Regions from separate parts of the Homo sapiens genome. Here regions 1, 3 and 4 are each linked to region 2. Evidence: chromatin loops called from intact Hi-C (ENCODE). Cell type or tissue: dorsolateral prefrontal cortex. All regions are shown on one strand. Region 1 overlaps FMNL2 (formin like 2). Region 2 overlaps FMNL2 (formin like 2). Region 3 overlaps FMNL2 (formin like 2). Region 4 overlaps FMNL2 (formin like 2).

What was found. Peaks named below come from ENCODE experiments on the same cell type or tissue, not always from the same donor. Only the 100,000 strongest peaks of a DNase experiment are listed, where the experiment ranks them.
Region 1: it touches region 2 in a loop (2.3-fold over the local background); 12 of 110 quality-filtered maps call a loop at or near these places.
Region 3: a loop joins it to region 2, with 2.8 times the contacts of the local background. A loop is called at or near these places in 5 of 110 quality-filtered maps.
Region 4: it touches region 2 in a loop (5-fold over the local background); 7 of 110 quality-filtered maps call a loop at or near these places.

What each region holds. Positions count from the first base shown.
Region 1 is chr2:152,553,708-152,556,207 of GRCh38, reverse strand. All of the region lies in intron 4 of FMNL2 (formin like 2), which reads right to left. Among named protein-coding and RNA genes, the nearest start is that of PRPF40A, 160 kb to the left of the region's middle. In dorsolateral prefrontal cortex, CTCF peaks have their summits at 780 and 980 (motif pointing right); no DNase peak of the experiment used is centred here; H3K27ac peaks cover 2,500 bases.
Region 2 is chr2:152,626,595-152,629,094 of GRCh38, reverse strand. FMNL2 (formin like 2) reads right to left here. Exons shown (of 26, transcript NM_052905.4): 17 at 2,368-2,500; 18 at 562-796. Among named protein-coding and RNA genes, the nearest start is that of PRPF40A, 90 kb to the left of the region's middle. In dorsolateral prefrontal cortex, a CTCF peak has its summit at 1,559; no DNase peak of the experiment used is centred here; H3K27ac peaks cover 2,278 bases.
Region 3 is chr2:152,504,522-152,507,021 of GRCh38, reverse strand. All of the region lies in intron 1 of FMNL2 (formin like 2), which reads right to left. Among named protein-coding and RNA genes, the nearest start is that of FMNL2, 170 kb to the right of the region's middle. In dorsolateral prefrontal cortex, no CTCF peak of the experiment used is centred here; a DNase peak (open chromatin) is centred at 1,331; H3K4me3 peaks cover 626 bases; H3K27ac peaks cover 2,500 bases.
Region 4 is chr2:152,417,456-152,419,955 of GRCh38, reverse strand. All of the region lies in intron 1 of FMNL2 (formin like 2), which reads right to left. Among named protein-coding and RNA genes, the nearest start is that of FMNL2, 84 kb to the right of the region's middle. In dorsolateral prefrontal cortex, a CTCF peak has its summit at 1,011; a DNase peak (open chromatin) is centred at 1,045; H3K4me3 peaks cover 480 bases; H3K27ac peaks cover 2,500 bases.

The sequences.
Region 1 (2,500 bases), 73 kb after region 2:
TAGCAAAGTCATTTCAGCAATAAGGGTATGGATGACATGAAAAAAGAGCCCCCATTTTTCTAACTATTATCTCAGTCCCTACCCCTTCTTGACTTGGAACTTTCTGTATTGGAGAGAACTGGCCATTTTCAATTGGAGTTGAAAGTGAACTTCTACAGAAATATAAGAGTAAGGAAAGAAAACAGGTAAAGATAAAAACGGGCAACTTTCAAAGCAGTAACTGGAATCTAAAGGCATTCAAAGAATATGGATGCCTCATTTTGCAGATTTATGTAAATGATCATGCAAGGACTATATCATATATTCAGGGTTCCCATAGCAAATTAGTTCCATTTCACCTCTGTGCATGCTACACACACTTTTTAATATGTTGCCAATAGGCAAACAGTTTCAAATTGGGTGATTATAGGTTTTGGAAAGTTGAATTATTTCTGACTCTGACAGAACGCATAACTTCCTGAGTGCCTCACGGATTCAATGTAATTACCATATGCTGTACATCTGAATTTAGGCAAATTCTAAATCAGATGCTTAGGAGCTGGAAAAGACAGGGACAATGACAAATAGCTCTGGAAGAAATTGGGTGCAAGGAAGAGATGTAAGTGCCAATGCCAACAGTCACTGTTTTATTGTAGGCTGGTCACAGCTTAATATCAAATCTTTGTTCTGTCTCCCCAAATCTTAGAACCTTATTTCTCCTCATATAGGTCTTAAGAGATGTTCCTGGCTTTCAATTTCTAAGATCAAGCCAAGTAGCCCAAAGTTGCACAACAGAAAGGAAAAAGCAGTTAATTCCTTTTGCCAGCCTCCTCTAGAGAGAGGTCCTACAGACATATGTTGGGAACTGAAGTTGATGAAAAATCATGAAAAGCAAGAGAAAGAAGCACTGTGTGGATTCAACACTGGTCATCAGATCTACTCTGTTAGGCAGTGTTGCAAACTGATTCTCAAAGTATAGCCCATATACCACTAGGGGTCCCTGAAACCCTCTCAGGGCGCCTGTGAAGGTAAAACTGTTTTCACAAAAATATTAGGACATTAGTTGTTTTCAATCTGTTGACACTGACACTTACAATGCCAAAGAAATACTGTATAAAACTGCTGCAACCAAAGAAGACACTTATTTATTGTATTTGTCACTCCGTGCACTCAGGAGGGGGAAAAGGCCAGCTTCACTTAAGAACGCCCTTAGATAAGCAATAAAAAATATTGATTTTATTAAAGCTTACTCATTTAGTACACATCTTTTTCATTTTCAGTGTGACAAAACAGGAAGCTCACATAAAGTACTTCTGCTACCTGCTCAAGTAGCACAGTTGTCTCAAGGAAAAGCACCTGTGAAATTGTTTGAGTTGCGAGCTGAACTAGCCATTTTTTCATGGAATGTCAATTTACTTGTAAAAATAACTGACAAACTATGGTGATTCAGTTTGGGGTATGTGGCAGACATTTACTCAAATATGAAGTGAGCCCATCCTTTCAAGGACAACACAGTATTTGTTGCTGATGACCAACTTTGAGCTTTCAAACAAAAACTAGAATTCTGGAAAACCTGTATTCACCACCGTCAGTTTGACAGCTTCTCAATACTTAACATATATTCTAATCAGACTGGTGGTTATTAACAAATGTGATTTTTAAAAACATTGTAAAGGGATATGCTTCAACAGTGGAGAAACATGATTTTACTGAGTTATTCTGATCTTCCAAATGACCAACATGATGTTAACAAATCATGTCACAAGTTCATGTATGGATAAAAAGACCCAATCAAAGTGTAAGACAGCACAAAGGATTTTTTGAGACAGGGTCTTACTTTGTTGCTGAGGCTGAAGTGCAGTGGCACAATCATGGCTTACTGTAGCCTCAACCTCCTGGGCTCAAGTGATCCTCCTACCTCAGCCTCCTGAGTAGCTGGGACTCCAGGATCATGCCACCACACCTGGTTAATTTTTGTATTTTTTATAGAGACAGGGGTTCACCATGTTACCCAGGCTGGTCTCAAACTCCCAGGCTCAAGCCATCCTGCCCACCTTGGCCTTCCAAAGTTGCTGGGACTGCAGGCCACAGCACCTGGCCAATGGATTTTAATATAACAGAGCACAAAAAGTTCACTGATATGATTTCAGACTCTACATTATAGCTATCTGTAAGAATTAGTTACTAGCCGTTCAATTTTGGGGGTACTACTAAAAAAAGAATATCCCAATTATCTGAAAAGACCATTTAAAAAACTCATCTCTAAGTGTGTATAAGACCCAATTTTCTACATATACATCAATCAAAACAGATCACGACAAATTGAATGTTGACTCAGGAGAATCTAGCTGCCAACTATTAACCAGATGCTAAGGAGATTTGCAAAAATTAAACCAATGCAGCCTTTGTCACCAATTTTTTTTTGGATTTGAAGAATATTTTTCATAAAACATGTCATTTAATTTATAATGTATTAATATTTATGTTAATACATAACATTTATTTTATATGTATTTAAATT
Region 2 (2,500 bases):
AACTGAAGTTTATGATATTCATAAATCTCCACCAGATTAACACAAGGGAATGAGAGATGGTTGGCTATTATGTCTATATCACCACAGTTTATTATAACAAACTTCCAAGAAAGAAAACTCTTATGGTAAATATAAAGCTTTCAGCAAAAGCTTGTAAGTCTGCTCACTAAAGATGAGGCAACATTTTTAGAAATGAAAGTCTTATTTTCAGTCTTGCCAACACTGCCAGAAGACTAGTATCTTCAGAGAGGAACCAAGTTTGAGAAAAGAACCAAGTTTCTTTGTCCCCTGTCCTTTTGAAATCTAGAGAACATCTGTAGACACAAAAAATGGCATTCTTTCGGAAGAATGGCAATATGGAATATGAACATTCCCCATTTTTCAAATTTACTTTGCATACATAATGTGGAAAAGATGGTTGAAATAAAAATGCAATTTAGAAAGTTCTGGGAAGGAGTCTTTAGAACCCATCACACTGAGTACGATTCTGGGAGAGACTTTAAAAAATAACGATTCCACATTTCTTTGGACCCCCTCCCCTGCCAGAGTCAGTCCACTCACAGGAGTCAGCATCTGAATGCTTTCAGCAAAGTTCCCAATGAAGGCCATGATGGTCATCTTCTGCATGAGCCTCTCGATTTTACTAAACTGCATCATGAACCGATCTTCATCTGACAAGTTTTCCAGAGGCTTCCTTTCCCGCTCGTAGAGCCGAAGCACTTTCACTTCATTCTCAGTTGGTAGGAACCGCATCAAGCATTCCACAAAGTCCACAGGCAGTGTCTTCAAGTCAAATCTAAAGACAGATGTGGAGAGATTAGCATTAGAGAGAAAAACCTCCTACCCCCTTTTCAAGTTCATCCATCTTTTCAGGTTCATCCATCCATCATCCATCTGGTACAGCTCATCAAACACCAAATCAACGAGTCTAAGATTTCTCCAGCTGTCCTGTGAAGTCCCACCCTGGTGCTGGTTCTTGACTATGCCTCAGGTAACTTAACTGGTTCTTCCTGAAAACGTGGACCTTGTCACAACTGCCATCCTCAGTTTTTAGGGTACTGGCATAGCTCTAAGCCTCTGGAATCAGGAGTAAATGAAAATAGGAAGAGGTAGAACCAAGGCCAAAGCATCTGATGGTTTCATGGTTCAAGCACATAGTTGACAGGCATTGTGAAGTACAGCTAATTCAGGAGATTAACACTGTACACATTAGTACAGAATATCTGGTGAATTATGTAAAATATTTCAATTAAACCAATAGTCTGGTAGTATTTTTTCTTCTTTGGAAAAAAATGCATCCAAATGCCTGTATTATTGAATGTTTTAGGTTAAGTGCATACATTCCTTGAAGTTCTTTTTGGATATATGCTTAATTTGAACAAATGAAGTATTTGTTACAGTCTCTATTCTCTATTATTCTCTGGACAATCTTTGTTCAGCTAAATAATAGAATTACATTTAATCATCATGACAAACAAGATATATAAAGATTTAAAGCCAGGCTGCACTTCAGGATTCAATGACAGAAATCAGAACAGACTGTAGGAGGCACTGGACTACCAGATTATGACCCTGGTTGAGGACACAAAATTGGAACAAAGGATTTCTTAGGGTCATTTACACCTCGAAGCCTCTAACCAAAATGTATAAGATAATCAATTTATAAATAATTAGTTCCTAAAACATTTAATAATGTCTTCATCACATTTGAAAGTCACCATGGCCACAAGAAGAATAGAAGGATTCTTCTAATAGAGGAGTAAAACCAATGCCTTCTATGCAGTTCAAGAGTAAAAAATGAACTTTGTTTAAAATGTCCTGAAAGTACTGAAAGCAAAACAATTCACATTCCTGTTGTTACGAATTAAAATATGCATCTGTATCATATTTGCATCTGGCATTGAACTGTATCATTCCACAAATGCCATCAAATTTGTATTCAACAAATCTGGATAAAATCCAGATACTCCAGAGAAAACTGACATTTTCTACCTTTTCTTAACATCTGCCACGCTCAGCTCAACTTTCCTTTTATGTAAGCATTGCTGGAGGCCCGCATAAGAGAGTAGACCCAGATAATAAATGATGTCACAATCCAGATGTTATTCTTCTAAAACAATTAGTTACTGGTTCTAATACAACACTCCCCAGGGTGATTTCTGGTCTACCTCTTTCGTGTTGGCATCATATTCAACTTTGAAGTAGCACACACAGAGTTCAGATCTCTCAAGTGTGGATATCAAAAATTGCTCCAGCTTTTATCTTAGGTCTTGTCTCACTATTGAAATATTTGTCATCTACTAATTCATAACTTTCTCATTTTCATTTTATCATAAACTAACTAGAATATAATTTTCCTGAACTTACACATGAATAGCTTTACATATTTCATCAGCAGTCTTTCCAGCTTTCCTTAAAGTTATGGCAAGATTTTTGGCCCTGTTTGCTTCTAGTAATGTCACTTTGTTTGATCCCTTCTGTGGTATCTTCTGTTTGCTTG
Region 3 (2,500 bases), 120 kb after region 2:
GCGAAACTGTTTTTTTAGCAGTTGCTGTGATAAAAGCAAGTAACAAGAGAAAATGAAAACTGAACAGGAAAGGAAGTGTGTGCACAATCTGAATTCAACGTGTGAAAGCTGTGCAGTGCCCCATAGCTACACACATATTGATAAGTAATTATGCTTTTAGAAGAATAAAATGAGTTTTTTCCTCACAATTTATATGTAATATTTTCTCAAACAGCCACTAAATTAGTAGAACATAAATAGTTGTTTAGACCTAAGTACTTAATAAATGGAATGGTTAGGTTTTTCTTTTGGTCTAGGAGGCACCATGAAAATTTTTGAGACACTAAAGATGCTATGACTGAAAAAGTTTGGAAACCTCTAGTCTAGATACTATCTACCTCCACCCCCATCACACCTGATATTACTACTTTCCCGCAGCACAGTACATTTTCCGTGTCCATGGGTTCCACATCTGTGGATTCAACCAACCATGGATCAAAAATATTTGAAAAAAAATGCATCTGTACTGAACATGTACAGACTTTCTTGCCACTATTCGCTAAACAATATAGTATAACAACTATTTACATAACATTTATACTATATCAGGTATTATAAGTAATCTAGACATGATTTAAAGTATAAGGGAGGATATGCATAGGTTTTAGGCAAATACATTCTATCAGGGACTTGAGCATTCATTGATTTTGGTATCCATGGGGAGGGGGTCCCAGAATCAGTCCTCCATAGATACCAAGGAAAGACCATATTCTAAAATAAAAGGCCCTCTATGAAGAATTTTAATCTTAAGCTGCATATGAGAAATTATTAAAACAGTTGGACATTGATTTGAGAAATAAATGCACAAATTTTTCAACTAAAGAAATTTTTATCATAAAAACGAGATATTTCCCTAGGGGTTCCATGTAACCAGGCTATCACATAGTACGCAGCACCCTAGTTACCTTGGCAAATAAACTTCAATCTAGGTAAGTTTTTTTCACATGTAACTTCTAAAGAAATCTTTCAGACTAAACACGGTTTCAAAACCATTTGCTAGAACTTAGCTTTGTGATAGAGTACAAATCTAAAATGCCTGCTGTCCTGGCATAATTATTAACAATGCCCCCTTTCACTCGAAAAGTACTCCAATCTGGATGATCAATTATATGGCCGCCCTGATTTACAAGCCAATTACATGTTGAAGAAATCAAGGTATGAATGTCTGCTTGTATTACTAGCTAAGCAAGAACGAGAGGTGTGATTCTGGGTTTCAGTTTTTTAAATAACTCATTATCAGACACTCGAAGACACGGCTGGAGCCGGCTGGAGCCCGATGACCCTTAGTATCCTTCTTCTAACCCACAGTCCTGTGACTCTGAAGTCACAATGGGTAGACAGTGAATCAGCACATCTAGCTGCCAAAGCTACTGACGAATTAGGCTCTGTACCTTACAGATTTCATGCACGTTTTACTAAGTTGTTGATAACCTGTAATAATAAGCCAAGTAATGACTTGGGTTTCCTTATTTAAAGAAATAAGAAGAAATGAGTAAAGAAAATATTACAAGAAAAGCAATTCATTAATTCTAAATTCTCCTTTGTTCAATTGTAACAAATTTAATATTTCATTTTAAAATAGTCACAGTTGGAATTGTTTCTAATTCTATCCATTTTTTTCCTTGTAACTCAACCTGCCCTTAGATAAATTTTAATATCTTTCTTCATACAAAACAACATTTCTTACTCATTAACACTATATTTTTTCTTCCCAAGAAACCCAGTGGCTGGTTTTCACACTTGACTCTCTACTATTCCTTTCTCTAAAAATGGAAGGTGCAAAGATTTTCTTTCTCACAAAATCTCTCATGCTTCAGGGTTTAAAAAAAAAAATCTTCTGACTTAGTAAATATAGACTCTCAAAGAATGAGCAGACTCGTGTGTGACTTTTCATAACATACACAGGACAGAAATACTACAAATAACTTTAGATAAACAGAGGGAAATATCATGCAATATCCCTCTAACTTGATTTCTGAAGAACTGTGCTTTAAATGTGATGGCATTTCAAGACAAAATTAACTTGCTGGTTTCACCTTTGCTTTTCCTTACACGTCAGTATTTTCTACATTTAAGGCCTAAGATGAACATGAATGACAGCATTCACCTTCTAGAACTCTGAGTGTCTTCAGAGTATTAATACACAGATATGCACATTCCTAAGCCCCCGCCTGACAGTAATGATTCAGGAATTCTGAGATCTGGGCCCAGGAATCTACATCTCTTACAAGCCTCTGAGATGAGATCCGTATGTACATAATTTCTTAGGTCTACTGATAAACAAGTGCCTCAGTGCATAAGAGATAGAAGCTTACATTCAGTAAACAACCCATTTACTCATTTCTCAAAATTTTGAGCATGAATATATTAAAACACACACACACAATGAGATGCGGCTATGGAGAGACACTAAACAGGTTTTTAAGAAGCCTCCCTGCGGCTGAGCGCGGTGGCTCATGCC
Region 4 (2,500 bases), 210 kb after region 2:
AATTGGATGATTTTGCTGTCTCTGATGCCTGGCATTAGTCTTGGTTTAATCCATTTTTGTCTCACCAGAAACTTGCCTGTTACAATCGGAGTCTCTCCCATATTCTGCAGCTTCCAGCAAGTGTATTCCCTGATAAAGCTCCCCCAGAGTTCCAAAACAGGTCACAGGGAGCCCAACAGTCCTCCTGGGGTGGTCTCAGGGGCGCCTAGACACAGTTTTGCCCTGTGTTTCTCCTTTCTGTAGTGAAGCCCACATTTGGATTCTTGGTTCAAATGCTTTTCTTCAGAAAACTGGTAACTTCAGGATGGATCCCAGAAAAAAGCTATTAAAATTAGTCATTTTAGATCTCAAAAATAAATTAATTTACTCCTCCTGAGGCTTGGTACCCTTTGACCATCACGTTACCATTTCCCCCAGCCCCTGGTAACCACTCATCTACTTTCTGCCTCTATGAATTCGATTGTTTTGATCCCACATATGTAAGAACATGTGGTGTCTTTCTGTGTTTCGCTTACTTCACTTAGCATGTTTTCTAATTCCACTCATGTTGTCGCAAATGACAGAATTTCTTCCTTTTTTGAGGGCTATTCCACAGCATGGTAAATACAATAATAGCATACTGTACATTTCGATATCACTAGGAGAAAATCTCAAATGTTATAAAAAAGTTAAATATTTGAGGTGAATAGGTTAGGTAGCTTGATTTAATCATTCCACATTGAGTTCAAACATCATTACATCACTTTGTACCCCCTTAAGTATTTGCAACTATAATTTGTCCATATATAATAAAAAACAAAAAAAGTCCTTTGAAAGGCAAAAAGAGAACATGACAAAATATTAACTGATCAAGGATGAAAAATAAGTACACTCTGTTTAAACATAGTTTTAAAAAACCTATGCATAAGTACAAATCAAAACCACAATGAGATGCTGTTTCATACCCATCAGAATGACTATTATTAAAAAAAAAAAAAAAGGAAAAGACACATATCCTTTGCAAGCATATAAGGATATGGAGGGCTCGGAACCCTCGTGCATTGCTAGGGTGCAGCAGACACCGTGGAAACAGTATGATGCTTCCTCACAAAGCTAAACATAGAATTACCATATGATTCAGCAACTCCACTTCCAGTTACATACTCAAAAGTACTGAAAGCAGAAACTTAAACAGATACTTGTAACCAATGTTCATAGTAGCATTATGTAGAATAACCTAAAGGTAGAAACAACTCATATGTCCATCAATAGATGCATAGATAAACAAAATGAGGTTTCTATCCATGCAATGGAGTATTACTGTTCAGCCTTAAAAAAGAATGAAATTCTGACAAATGCTACAACAAGAATGAACCTTACCAACATTATACTAAGTGAAATCAACCAGACACAAAAGGACACAACTTCCCTGATTCCACTTATGAGTTACATTGAATAGGCATATTCATGGGGACTGAGAAGGAGAACAGTGGTTACCAGGGGAAGGGGTGGGGGGAATGAAGAGTTACTGTTTAATGGGTAGAGAGTTTCAGTTTGGGAACATGAAAAGTTCTGGACACAGACGGTGAAGATCATTGCACCACCAACAATACAAATGTACTTAATGCCACTGAACCGTATGCTTAAAAATGGCAAGGATGGTAAATTTTATCTTAACGTTTTACCACAGCAAAAAATAAAAATTAAAAACGTGGCCAAAAAATGAAATGAAAAAGAAAATCACCATGTAAATGCAATGGACTAAGGGGTAATTTTTCTATGTTTCAATTCTTCCAAAAGAGCTGCTATAATTTTTAAAAATTAATGCATTTGCTGGGTGCAGTGGCTTATGCCTGTAATCCTAGCAGTTTGGGAGTCTAAGGCAGGCAGATTATCTGAGCTCAGGAGTTCGAGACCACCCTGGGCAACATGGTGAAACCCCATCTCTACTAAAATACAAAAAATTAGCCAGGCATGGTGGCAAGCACCTGTAGTCCCACCTACTCGGGAGGCTGAGGCATGAGAATTGCTTAAACCCAGAAGGCAGAGGTTCAATCAGCGAGATCAGTGAGCCGAGATCATGACACTGCACTCCAGCCTGGGCAAACAGAGCAAGACTCTGTCTCAAAAGAAAAAATAATAATAATAAAAATAATGCATTTACTCACACACTCACTGGTGCACAAATAAATAGGCAGGGCAGGTCAAAAATAACAGTCTGGGTTCAGTGGGAAATTTAGCTCTAACAATATGAGGCACAGAGGAGGTGAGTTACATGTCAGAGGAGCAGGCAGCAACCGTAGATGGAAGCAGAGCAAAAGGGGATATACATCAGGTGCCAGCATGTTTTCTTCCTTCTGATCTTTTGCCTCGAAAGCCAGCCTTTCAGCCTAAGCCTCAAGGCCCTGATCACCTTGGGTGATGTGCACAGATCACAGGAACACCTCAATGTAAGCAAATCCAACCTTGCAATGCCCTAGACTATTTCCTGATCCCCGCTTGGTCCCACTGTCAGCACAGC